Regions from separate parts of the Homo sapiens genome. Here all the other regions are linked to region 3. A link is a contact called in ENCODE Hi-C or POLR2A ChIA-PET data. All regions are on one chromosome and are shown on one strand. Each heading gives the region's core, a stretch centred on a gene start or an enhancer-like site at or near the end of the contact. The rest is flanking DNA. Distances are from core to core; before and after follow the strand shown.

Region 1 (4,405 bases), core at 1,160-3,659, 1.7 Mb before region 3:
CAGGAGGCTGAGGCAGGAGAATTGCTTGAACCTGAAAGGCGGAGGTTACAGTGAGCCGAGATCGCACCACTGCACTCTAGCCTGGGCAACAGAGCAAGGCTCTGTCTCAAAAAAAAAAAAAAAAAAAAGAGAGAAGCCAAGGGAAGGACACTCAGAAATGGACAAAGGATTTTCAGGAGAGGGCACAGAGCCCCTCAATACAGTGTTCCCCATGCGTATTAAGACCTGTGGGCAGAACAAGGAATAAATGTTTCAGATATGAGTCCAAAATCCAAGGACACGCCCTTCAACTTGCAGACACTGGTTTCCAGTTGAGCTGCTTCTCACATGGGCAACTCTAGCCAGCTGGTAACAGCAGAGATTTGTGTACTTGGTAATGTTTTTAAAAAACAGCTGGGGATTGTCTGGGCAACGCTGGAGGCCAGCTTCTGTGCAATCGCACGGGCCTGCTGAGCTTGTCCCTCTCCTCCTGCTGTCCCCAGAGGGGCAAACAAGCTTCTTTCTTATTCAACCTATGTCTTCCTGAACTCTGTTTCTCTCTGACGTGGCTGGAGAGACTAAGACAGTTCTCATTAAGAAGACTACATAAGCAAGGCCTAAATTATGTGCTACAAATCCTGCAAGAGTGTCATGAAAATGGAGGTTGCTCAGGACTGGAGGAGCCGCGGAAGGCTTTTTATGGGAGATGGGACTTCATTTTGGCCTTGAAAAGCAGCAGAGCTTAGTAGGTAGAAAAGAGAAAGAAGGGCATCCCGGCAGGGGGGTACACATTGAGCAAACGGCACAGAGGTGAGACCTGACGTGCACTTTTATGGCACAAAGTGAAGACTGTCTTAGCTTAAGGGAAGAATCCCAGCCCAGAAGGCTGACAGTCGGTCACCCTGGGTCTGAAATTTGGGTCATGGTCTTAAGCCATCTACCCCTCTGCTGCTTGGTTCAGCTTCTTTCTGATTCTCTGCCTAATTCCCCCCTCAGACTGGCTTTCCATCAAGCTGTGTCGGGCTCCAGACCATCCTCCTAATTAATACATGCCAGGTCCCATGAGTTGACAAGCTTTCAATACAAAGAAATAAATGATATAAGCCAGGATGAAAAGCAGAACAAAATAAAGATAGCAGGGGGTGTTTGGAGTGAACAACATCATGAAACGGGCCAATTTCAGAGACTTTTTGGAAAAGCGGAAACCTGATGTGTTAATTAGGAGTCTATTTCCATAATAAGACTGCTCAGAGGAAGGTAATAGAAGAAACAAAGGGGCAGTGGCAGGGACTGGTCAGGCAGGATGGAAGTTACAGCTTAAGGAGAGGGGAGAGGGCTTATTATTGTCTGTTGTCTTCTGTATCTCTGGGGTCTGCTGGCTCCATAAGACAGGGGGCTGCCCCTTCTTTGTTTTGTAAAGCACCGTGAATAAAGAGCTTCGGGTATAAATAACAATGTGGTTTCTGGCCCCAAGACCCGATTCAACAGGAAGTACTGCAGCCTTACCAGCTCCAGCTGGTGGTAGATTTTGACTTTTCAGGGCATACTCTATTCAGAGGAACTGTCTGCTGCTGAGATGAGCCAATATAGTGGTTCAAAACAAGAGGAAGTGTGGCAAGGAAGTGAGGTGCCAATGCACCCGCAGTGAGGGAAGGGCACTTGTGAAGCCGGAAGCCTTCATCTGGCCTCAAGCAGCTAGGTTTGGGGGATTCGAGCAAGGGTGCTGGAATCAGGTAGATGTGGGATCTAACCCCCAGCTCTGCCGCCTGCTGGCTCTGTGGTTAGGCCTTCCAACTGGTATGCTGAGCTGAGAAAAGACAGTGTATCTTCTCCACTACTGCCAGATTGATTTTTCAAAAGCACAGCTTTGAGCATCTCTTCCTGCTGTTTGGAGATGGCAGTGGCTCCCAACTGCCTAGCAGAAGCCAGTCCACTGTGGGGTTGGCCAAGTTCTGCACTTCAGGGACTTTGACTGAGAGGGTGAACCCTCCTAAACCTCGTGTTCTTCTTCATGAAGCAAGGATGATAATAGGCACTGTATTGTTGGGCCACTGTGAAAGTTAAAGGAGATAATTCACGTAAAGCATGTGGCACATCATAAGTGCCCCACTAACAAGAATCTTCACGACTGGTTAAGAAACTGCTTGAGTGCAAAGCCCCATTCTTCCTTTACCAGATGTGACCTTGGGTACATTTCTTAATTTCCCCATTGTATTAGTCCGTTCTCACATTGCTGCAAAGACACTACCCCAGAATGGGTAATTTATAAAGGAAAGAGGCTTAATTGACTCAAGTTCAGTGTGGCTGGGGAGGCCTCAGGAAACTCACAACCATGGAGGAAGGGGAAGCAAACACGGCAGGAAGGAGAATGAAAGCCAAGCAAAAGGGGTTTCCCCTTATAAAACCATCAGATCTCGTGAGACTTATTCACTACCACGAGAACAGTTGGGGGAAACCACCCCCATGATTCAATTATCTCCCACCAGGTCCCTCCCACCACAAATGGGAATTACGGGAGCTACAATTCAAGATGAGATTTGGATATGGACACAGCGAGACCTTATCACCCATCCTCAAACGCTCACCTGTAAAACAAGGTTGTTGAGAGGATTCGATGAACTGATGTATCTAAAGCATCTTGACCAGTACTTAGTGCTCAATAATTTTAGTTTTATGACATCATCATCATCATTATCACTGCTTCCTCCATCACCATCATGATGATCATTTAGATCTGGGAGAAAAAAAAGAAATAAATTGGGAATATACTTATTGAAATGAGTCCCTGAAGTTGCTCTGGGGGTCTAGGAGTGGAGAAGGGGGCTGAACGCCTCCATCCCTCCTCTCCACAGATACTTCTGGTAGGGCCTGGGGTAGTTGGGACCAGTGAGGGCTTCAGGGACTGGGTGTGCCTGTTGCATCTGGCTGTTTTCTCCTGGCTTCTGGATCTAATGCTGGGCACCTGTTCAACCCAGGCCAACTGGAAGGTGGGGGTCAATCTTGCTGAATGAGACTATGGTGGTTGTGGTTGTTAGATAGAGGACACGTGCTTCCTCTTTCTGCTGTCATGAGAGTCCCTCAGGGAAAGTTCATGACGAGGTGAAATGTTACTCTGGTCTCCTGTTTTTCTTTTTCTTTTTTTTTTTTTTTTGGAGATGGAGTTTTGCTTTTGTCGCCCAGGCTGGAGTGCAATGGCGCAATCTCGGCTCATAGCAACCTCCGCCTCCCGGGTTCAAGCCATTCTCCTGCCTCAGCCTCCGGAGTAGTTGGGATTACAGGCATGTGCCACCACGCCCGGCTAATTTTGTATTTTTAGTAGAGACGGGGTTTCTCCACGTTGGTCAGGCTGGTCTCGAACTCTGGACCTCAGATGATCCGCCCACCTCGGCCTCCCAAAGTGCTGGGATTACAGCATGAGCCACCGCGCCTCGCCTGTCTCCTGTTTTTCTATCTGAAGGTAATGACCACTTCACCCATTTTGTGTGATGTTGGCAAGGCTGCCAACAGTGTGACCCCACCCCATTGCTGCGATATAATGCAACCCAAGCAAAGTGAATCAAAATCATTATAGGGAGTTTGCTTGAGAGCTAAGGGTAGGGGTAGGGGTGGAGGGAAGTGTCCTTCTCCCTTGCCCTAGGATGCAGAGATCTAAAGAACACAGGAGGCTGAAGATGCCAGACAGGGGTCCTTGCAGCCGTGTTGGAGAGATTGGAGAGATTCTGCTTGAGAGTGAAGTCAATCAAAGTCAAAAGACAGAGCCCTCTTATCATTGTTTGAGCCACTTGATACAGCTATGCCTGAAGGTGGTCACCCCCAGACTTCCCAGGTACATGAACCAATTAACTCCATAAAGCTGATTGAGTTGGATTTTTGTCACTTGTACTAATGAGTACAGTGCCTTTATTTGCAACTGTGAGAAATTTGCTTCATATGCTTTAAACTCATTTGTGTTAGGAATAATTAGGTTTTTTAAATTTGTGGAGGGGCTATCTAGGAGTGGGGAATAGAAAACTGAGATGCAACAGAAGGCAGAGAAGAAGCTGATGCTTTGCACTGAAGCCTTGGAAAAGATCAAGGAAGCTGAGAGCTGGTAGCCAAGGGCCATGGAACAGCCAGCTGTGTTGATGGAAGGGAAGAAACAGGGTCACCTGTGGGAGGAGCAGGCAGCACAGGCAAAGACATTAGGCTATAGTGTTTATGGATAAGGACCTATATAACCTTCTATGTGGTGGCACAAATTTGGCAAATCACTACTCAGCTATATTAAGCCAATTCGATAAAAATTACTCAAAGCATCTCAATCAAAAAGGCAATGTCAACTTGGAGTCACACAGCCCTGGGCTTAGGGCCAGCTTTGGGACAATCTAGTTGAGTGACATTAAGAGAATTATTTGACATCTCTGATCCTCAGTTCCATTTCTGCACC
Region 2 (3,955 bases), core at 768-3,267, 1.8 Mb before region 3:
TTTATCTTAAACTCCACTGCCTTTGGTTTGGTTGTTCAACTGCAAAATGGTTTCCTGATATTTCCATATAAAAAAAGCAGAGTTTTTGCTACAGGAAAAATTTGGTGTTTTGATACAAACTTTCTAACATCCACTATGGTACCCATCTATAAAACATCTGGTGTAAGGCAGGTGTTTTAATTCTGGAGTGAATATCTAGCCCTTGTGGACAAGCTTGTTAAGGGGAGTGTGGAATAAAACTGCATCCCGAACTTCCTTCCACTTTGAACAGTTTATTTGTCTTTCTTTCAAAGTTGATGGATTTCCAACTTGAGGAAAGTGTGGAAATAATAGGCAAGAAGCCTGATGGCTTAATTTCCTGTCCCTCACAGACCCCAGGAAGCGCTCATTGTTCCTGAGAATAGGAGGCTCCAAGCTAATCAGAAACAGCCATCGTTTGGTGGGGACCGGGGCCCCGGGATTGGTCCGTCTGACTCCAGTTGATGATTTACATCCTATTATTAAGAATCTAATGGGAAATACATCGAAAACACATGTCTGCCATTTCATTTTGAGACATACTTGTTTTCTTTGATGTGTTTTTTAAAGGGAGTTTTATTTCACACTCATCTCTTCCCTTGAATTCCCTATACAGCCACTATCGTTCCTATTGACCCAGCTGGTAAGCTCATTGCCAGCTCACCAAGGGTCTTCGCTCACTTTGGCTCTGCTGCCATTGAATATAGCACCGAGTACTCAGAGTGATTTCCCCAAACTCTGGTTAGCCTTGAAAGCAACAAATCACTGTTGCATGAGTTTTTGTTCTGATTACAGAGACGATAATCATGTGAAGTTAATGCAGGTGTCATTAGGGTTTCGGCAAAAGGAGCAGACCCAAGACCGACTTCTCCATCAGACACACAATGTCTACAGCCCTGGATACTTGCAGGGCCCAATTTTAATTATAATTTATTTTAAGATTGGAGGAAAATGAGTATAATAGTGAATACATAATAATGAATCCAGCCTAGGTAGTATTTTTTTATACCAACATAATTACAAAATGTAATTTTTGTGGGGGCAGGGAGGAGTCTTGCTCTGTTGCCCAGGCTGAAGTGCAATGGCCTCCCAGGTTCAAGCAATTATCCTGCCTCAGCCTCCCTAGTAGCTGGGATTACAGACACCTGACACCAAGCCTGGCTAATTTTTGTATTTTTAGTAGAGATGGAGTTTCTCCATGTTGGCCAGGCTGGTCTTGAACTCCTGACCTCAGGTGATCCACCCACCTCGGCCCCCCAAAGTGCTGGGATTACAGGTGTGAGCCACCACAGCTGGCCTAAACTATAATTTTTTAAAAAATGTTTTAACAGTAGAATAAGGTCCATGAAGGCAAAGTGGCTCAGCGCATAGAAGTCATAATTCATCTGAGCAGAACTGCTGTGAGTAACATGGAATAAGGGACCGAGTCTAAGGATTGGCTTTTCTGTGACTGTGGCAGCTGATGGAGAGGTCTCAGCAGAGCTGCTAGACCTCTGTATCTGCAGATGGGCTTGAGGTTACCCTAGGTCACAAAGCCAGCAGTTGAGAAAAAAAGCCGGATGTGAAGGCTGTGGTTCTCAACCCGGGACGACTTTGTCCCCCAGAAGACATTTGGAGTTGATGCCTGGAGACAGTTTTGGTGGCCACAACTTAGGTGAGAGTGACGACTATCTAGTGAGAAGAGGCCAGGAATGCTGCTAAACACTGCAATGCACAAGACAGCCTCTGACCACAGTTATCTGGCTTGAAAGAGCAACAGTGCTGAGGCTGAGAGACCCTTATGTGAAGAAAGGCCACAACCTATAAGCCATGTCTGCCTCTTGCAGCCCCCCTCAGTGAAGGGATAACCCAAAGCAGGAGTTGCTGTCCCTCATCATTGAAGAACACTTGCACCTGGGAGGATTTGGCGATGCTAAAGAGGGATATGGGGCAGCTGCTGAGGAACTGCAGGGCTGGCTGCCCCGAGCCGCCACCGGGTGAGTCAGCAGATCAGTGGCAACGCACTGGAGCTACAGTAACAATGCACAGTGCCCCGCACCCACCTGCGGAGCGTGAGAGCTGCTGCTTCACTTCCACCTTCCATATCTCATGCAAATTTCTCTCCTGGTCAGCCCTAACTTGAAACCCTACAGGAAAGGAACTCTAGAAAATGTAGTTCCAGGTTCACTAAATTGCCATAGTCCAAGCCCCCCACAGTAGACCCTGAGGGGCTCTGCTCACCAGCACTTTATACCTGTGAAGTGGTGTTTTCTTCACCTCACTCCAGACTTCGCATGTGTTGAAATTGGATGTGCTATTGCAATTGTTTAAATCCACAAACACCTGGTGTGCTTTAGACTGCTGGCTGTGCATCCGCATCTTTCTTTCAGAAATACAGCTGTGGCTGCACACACAGCTCCCCAGACAGAGCCATGAACCAGCTTCCCATGCAGTTAGGGGTGGCCGTATCACTGCTACTTATCACATGCATGTTTGGGCAAGTGGGTGTGCCGGCTCCAGAGCTGCACCTGTGGACGCCAGCTGCATACCCCTCCACGTGCTCTTTCCCCTTCCCATCAGCTGGAACCCAAATCTGAGGCAACCCAGCTTCAACCACACGATGACAAGAACAAAGCAGCAGGATGGAGAGATCTTGGAGATTTTATACCCTAAAGCACCTGCATCGTACTCTTCTTTTTTCCTAAGGAGTTCTGAGTGAGCTTCTTAGTCACTTAGGTCGTGAATAATAAAAACCAACTGAGGCCAGATGCAGTGGCTCACACCTGTAATCCCAACACTTTGGGAGGCCAAGGCAGGAGGATGGCTTGAGGTCAGGAGTTTGAGACCAGCCTGACCAACACAGCAAGACCTTGTTTCTAAAAAAGGAAGGAAGGAAGGAACAAAGGAAGGAAAAAGAGGAGAGGAAGGAAGGAAGGAAAAAGAGAGAGGGAAGGAAGGAAAAAGAGGGAAGGAAGGAAGGAAAAGGAAGGAAGGAAAGAAGGAAGGAATGAAGGAGGGAGGGAAGGAAGAAGGGAGGGAGGGAAGGAAGGAAGGAGGGAGGGAAGGAAGGAAGGTAGGAAGGAAGGAGGGAGGGAGGGAGGGAGGGAGGAAGGAAGGAAAAAAATTAAAACCAACTGAAATTGGCTGGGCACAGTGGTTCATGTCTGTAATCCCAGGACTTTGGGAGGCTGAGGCGGGAGGATAGCTTAAGCCCAAGAGTTTGAGACCAGCTTAAGCAACATAGTAAAACCCTGTCTCTACAACAAATACAAAAACTAGCCAGGGATGGTGATGTGCACCTATGGTTCCAGCTACTCAAGAGGCTGAGGCAGGAGGATTGCTTAAGCCTAGGAGTTTGAGGCTGCAGTGAGCTGTGATGGTGCCATTTCACACTCCAGCCTGCCTCCTTTTAGAGACAGCAAGACCCTGTCTCTATAAAAGAAAGAAAGAAAAAAGAAAGAAAGAAAGAAAAAGAAAAGAAGACAAGACAGACTTTTCACTTAAGCAGAAAAGGGAATGTATTTGTTCCCATAATTGGGAGGTTCAGGCTGAGTTTCAGGCATAACTGGATCTAGGGGTTCAAAGTATGTCATTAGGATTCTCCGTCTCCCAACATTGGCTTCTTGCAGGAGTCCAGGGAAGATGGCTTTGAGAAGTTCCAGGCTCACAATTCCCTTCTAGCTCATGACCCAGGAGAAAACAGGAGCTTCTCTCTCTCAAGGCATACTTAACTATGAAGAGGAAATGCAGAATGGTCCCTCTGGGGTTACAGGCTCACCCCGAACCAATCACTCCAAACCTCAGAAGAAGGGAGACTAGAATGAACCTGTAAAATCAGTAGCCATTACAGCCCACTTGGGAAGTTAACCAACATTACCAGGCAGTGAAGACAGTGCTGGTGGGGGGTAAAATCAGGAAGCTGCAATTGAGGTTCAGGGAAGGAAAACCATTCTCAGCT
Region 3 (3,885 bases), core at 1,258-3,757:
ATTAGCAGGTTCCCAGGAAAAAGTTTCTTCCCCTTTTCAGGCACATACATGGTGGGCTCTGTGGGAACTTGCATGGGGGTGGAGAGGGTGATTACCTAGAACCCACAGTTACACAAACAAGAGAAGCTGAACTTTATCCTTACCCAAGACATACCCACAGCTGCACAGATAAGGGGAGCTGCACAGATAGCTTTACAAGTAAGTTACACAAACAGCTACAGAGATGAGAGGAGTTTCTTATAAAAGCTTTTGGATTCAACTGTAAAAGTGGCAAAATGGCAAAGAAAGAAAGCTTTCTTCTTTCATATAATAAACTTTCTCTTCAACCTCACTCTGGTGTCCACACTCCTTAATTCTCTTGGTTGTGAGACAACAAGCTTGGATAACACCTCAGACAACGAGACCACTGACCACTGACCCGTTTCACAATGACGTACTACAGGATGGTGTATGCTGGGTATTCATACATCGTCATGCAACTTCCTAGTTTTATGTGTAAGGTAGTTTCCTCTGTCATCACCTTGGTATTTCCCATCTAGTCACGGTATTAAGTGGGTCTTATGCGCTTGTTAAGAGCTGGTAAGAGAAGCTTAACATTCACTTGATGGAATGGTTACTGTGGCTTGTATCCACAGGAGCTCCAGCTCATGCTTAAAATACTGTGTTAGAACAAATGGATCAGAGTGAATTCTGTAACAGTAAATCCACAGAACTGAAAATTACTGACTTGCATCATAAACTGGTTGCAGTGGCAAGGCAGAGAGTTCAGATTCGTGTTGTACTGGGGAAAGAAGAAACCAAAGAAAATAAGTGGTTCATACACAGGGGACTATTTAACTGATCCAAGCCAGAAGACTACTGAGGGTGAAAGGAGCATTATCAGTAATTATGTTTAGACAAAAGTTGTGACTGTCCTTAGTAAACCAGGATAGACGTAGAGTCAATTCAAAAAGAAAGAAAGAACAAACATATCTAATGTACATTAAGAACCCAGGGATATCGGGTTCTTAATGTGCATATTTATTGGATTGCCCAGAGCTTTGACCTTCAAGTATAATTGAGTTCTTGAAACTTAGATTTAGGTTTGTGGTTAAGGGGCAAAATAATCAGATTCCAAATAGGGTTCTGCAGACAAATCCCACAGGTCCTAAAGTCTCTGGGTCTTTTCCTTGCCATTGTGGTATCTCAGGGGCTTGTGTAGGCAATGATAACCAGTTCCATACTTCTGCTAAGAGAAATTTGGGGATCAGAAAATCTTTCTCTGCAGCTCTTCAGAGTCTCTTTAATTTACTTCAATAACAAGGAAATCAGAAATCTCAGGACAGTGCTGGATGTGGCAGAAATTCAGGGCAATTCACAACTTTCCTACCAATTTAGAGTTACCTGTCTGGAATCACTTCAACTGACAGTGGAAGATAGTTTATAAAATTGTAGGGGAGGCAAAATTTCACCTTCGTCCCTGTAGGGTCCCAGCATGGCCCTAGTATTAAATTGATTTAAGATATTAATAGACTGACAGGAGACAACCACACAAATGTTTATTTTACATAGCACGGGGGCCCTCATTAAAAAAAAAAAAGACCTAAAGCAGCAGTTAAGAGCCAATTGCTTATAGAGTGAAATGGACAAAAAATAGTAGTTGTGAAACATGATAAGGCGAAGGGGCTTGGGGTAAAGAAGCGACTAGAAAGATAGGGATTAACAAATTTTGTTTGGACAGATTTCCCTCGACTTCAACTTTCTGTCCTTGAAGATAACAATGTTATTTTATAGGGAAGACATCTTTCACATGGGAATTTCATCTCCTCCTTTTAAGACACATAATATCCATGACAGTGATCTTGCACCTGCTGTTTTTAAGTGCCTTTAATTTAAAATAGTCAATATGCCACAGCAGCATATTTTGAGGTGGTATATTATTAACTCCTTCAAGGCTAAAAGCTTTGAATATGCCGGGGTAGTTACCAGACTGGAGAACCTTCTCAGCTATTTGCCACTTGTGGAATGCATTCAAATGTACTGAGTGCTTATTAACTTTTCTCTCAGTCCCTCACTCTGCTGCTCTTCTCGCCTCATCTCACATAAGGGAAAACTCAGGCTCCAAAAGCAAAGTGATTCCACCAAGATGACAATGGAATCGGGACCTGGTGTCCAAGCCTGGTCCTCGCACGAGGTAGATACTCCCTGAGATGCTGGGGAAGAGCCATGGTAGGGCCACTCATGGCCCTCTTCCTTTGGCGGACCTTGGAATCCACCTTCCCTGCGTTAAAGTGCTCCACCAGGTGACGCCGGAAGAGAAGCCAGCAGTAAGTACATGTGAAATCCAGTAGCTGACCACAGACACGCGAGCGATAAGAAAAAGCTCGCTGCTTCTTTTCTCAACACTCCGCCAGCTGCGTCAGAGGCCCTTGACCCGCACTCAAAATGGCGGCGGCGGCGTCAGCATCAGCGGCCTCCTGCCCGTATCTATCGTGGCGGCGACGGGACCCGCCTCCCTGGGCGCCGGAGTCATGTGACCCACACAATGGCTGAGTGGCTACTCTCGGCTTCCTGGCAACGCCGAGCGAAAGCTATGACTGCGGCCGCGGGTTCGGCGGGCCGCGCCGCGGTGCCCTTGCTGCTGTGTGCGCTGCTGGCGCCCGGCGGCGCGTACGTGCTCGACGACTCCGACGGGCTGGGCCGGGAGTTCGACGGCATCGGCGCGGTCAGCGGCGGCGGGGTGAGCGGCAAGCTGCGGGGATACGCGGGGGGCGGCAAGAGCCCGCCCCGTGGGGCCAGCCCCACAAGCCCCCGCGGCGTTGCCCTGCGTTTCCACCGGCTCCACTCTCCGCCGCATTCCCCTAGGGTGCCAGTCAGCAGGCGGTTGGGGCGGGCCCGCTGCGGGGCTGGGGCGGGTGCTTTCTCGTTTAACACGAACCAGACAGGCAGTTAGGTTTGAACAAATGAGGATCCGGAGGTCCAGAGAGTATAGGTGCAGAGAGTAAAGTGACAGGTCTAAGTAGTGAAGTAGCCGGGGCTGGAACCCTCGTCCCAGGCAGTGGGGCACAGGCTGTCTTCATCGCGGAGATGGCAGTCGGGGAGCGTCGCTCCAGAAAGGGCCAGGGAGTGCGGGAGCGTCCGTGTGCGAAAGAGAACGCCCCAGTGGGATGCTTTGGCTGTGTCTCTCCCTTTTGGAGGAGTTGGTGGGTGGTGGAGTCGTTAAGTCCCGTGCAGTTGTTAGTGCAGGGTAAGAATGGGCTCCTCCAGAGAGGGTAGCGCCGAATAGGATTTCGTTTGGAGGCAGGACTGGTGCCTCAAGGTCTCTTTAAAAGGAAGATAAGCGAGCGGCCTGAAACTACCGGGTACTCCCTCTGGGCCCATGGGCTTCATGGTGGCCGACCTTTGGGTGAGAAGGTTTTTGTTTTTTGGTTTTGTATCCGAAATTACATCTAGGGCTAATGTTTCTTGAAAATGTTAAGGTTGAACTCGGATTTTTGGGGTTGAGTTGGATGGAGCTTGCATCCTTACATTCAACTCAGAACAAGCTTGAATGCCTGCTGCAAGGATGACCTGGTCTGTAGTGTGACCACAAGATATAACCTTCTGCTAGGGGAAATTTTTTTCCCCCTGGAGTTAGCTGATCCTTTTTGATTTTTATGTTTTCATTCCCTAATTTGCAATCTCTCCAGCCGTGCTGATGTGTATTTCAGGGGAAACCTGTGGGCCGATGAGTTAATGCATTTATTCTTTGCTACTACTATTCTCCTTTTTATGTTTTTGGGCTAAACCTGAAACAGCCAATATTTCATGGAGTGAGGCCCCATCTTTTTTATAGCTTTACTTGTGATACTATATCTAGGGTAAGAGCTTACCGAAAAATGGAAGTCTTTGTTTCCATTAGGTTTA

Evidence for each region. Hi-C counts contacts between places; a loop is a spot of excess contacts on that map. ChIA-PET counts read pairs that join two places held with the same protein, here RNA polymerase II (POLR2A). Pooled maps may share reads with other maps.
Region 1: a pooled map shows a loop between it and region 3 (4-fold over the local background). The contact joins the enhancer-like site here to the promoter of GALC in region 3. A Hi-C loop is called at or near these places in 7 of 50 pooled maps.
Region 2: a loop to region 3 is called in a pooled map, with 4 times the contacts of the local background. The contact joins the enhancer-like site here to the promoter of GALC in region 3. A Hi-C loop is called at or near these places in 1 of 37 single-sample maps with no recorded cell type and 2 of 50 pooled maps. POLR2A ChIA-PET finds 5 or more read pairs at or near these places in 1 of 52 experiments (PC-3).

The regions. Positions count from the first base shown.
Region 1 is chr14:89,718,160-89,722,564 of GRCh38, reverse strand. No RefSeq gene overlaps it. Among named protein-coding and RNA genes, the nearest start is that of FOXN3-AS2, 140 kb to the right of the region's middle. Within about 2 kb of position 2,409, at least 14 of the 41 ENCODE cell types and tissues checked have a DNase peak (open chromatin) inside an H3K27ac peak, as active enhancers do.
Region 2 is chr14:89,771,818-89,775,772 of GRCh38, reverse strand. No RefSeq gene overlaps it. Among named protein-coding and RNA genes, the nearest start is that of EFCAB11, 180 kb to the left of the region's middle. RefSeq lists enhancers at 1,793-1,872, 1,861-2,473. Within about 2 kb of position 2,017, at least 5 of the 41 ENCODE cell types and tissues checked have a DNase peak (open chromatin) inside an H3K27ac peak, as active enhancers do.
Region 3 is chr14:87,991,804-87,995,688 of GRCh38, reverse strand. GALC (galactosylceramidase) reads left to right here and starts at 2,507. Exons shown (of 17, transcript NM_000153.4): 1 at 2,507-2,719. The coding sequence starts at 2,525. RefSeq lists enhancers at 2,170-2,499, 2,194-2,694 and a silencer at 2,650-2,839.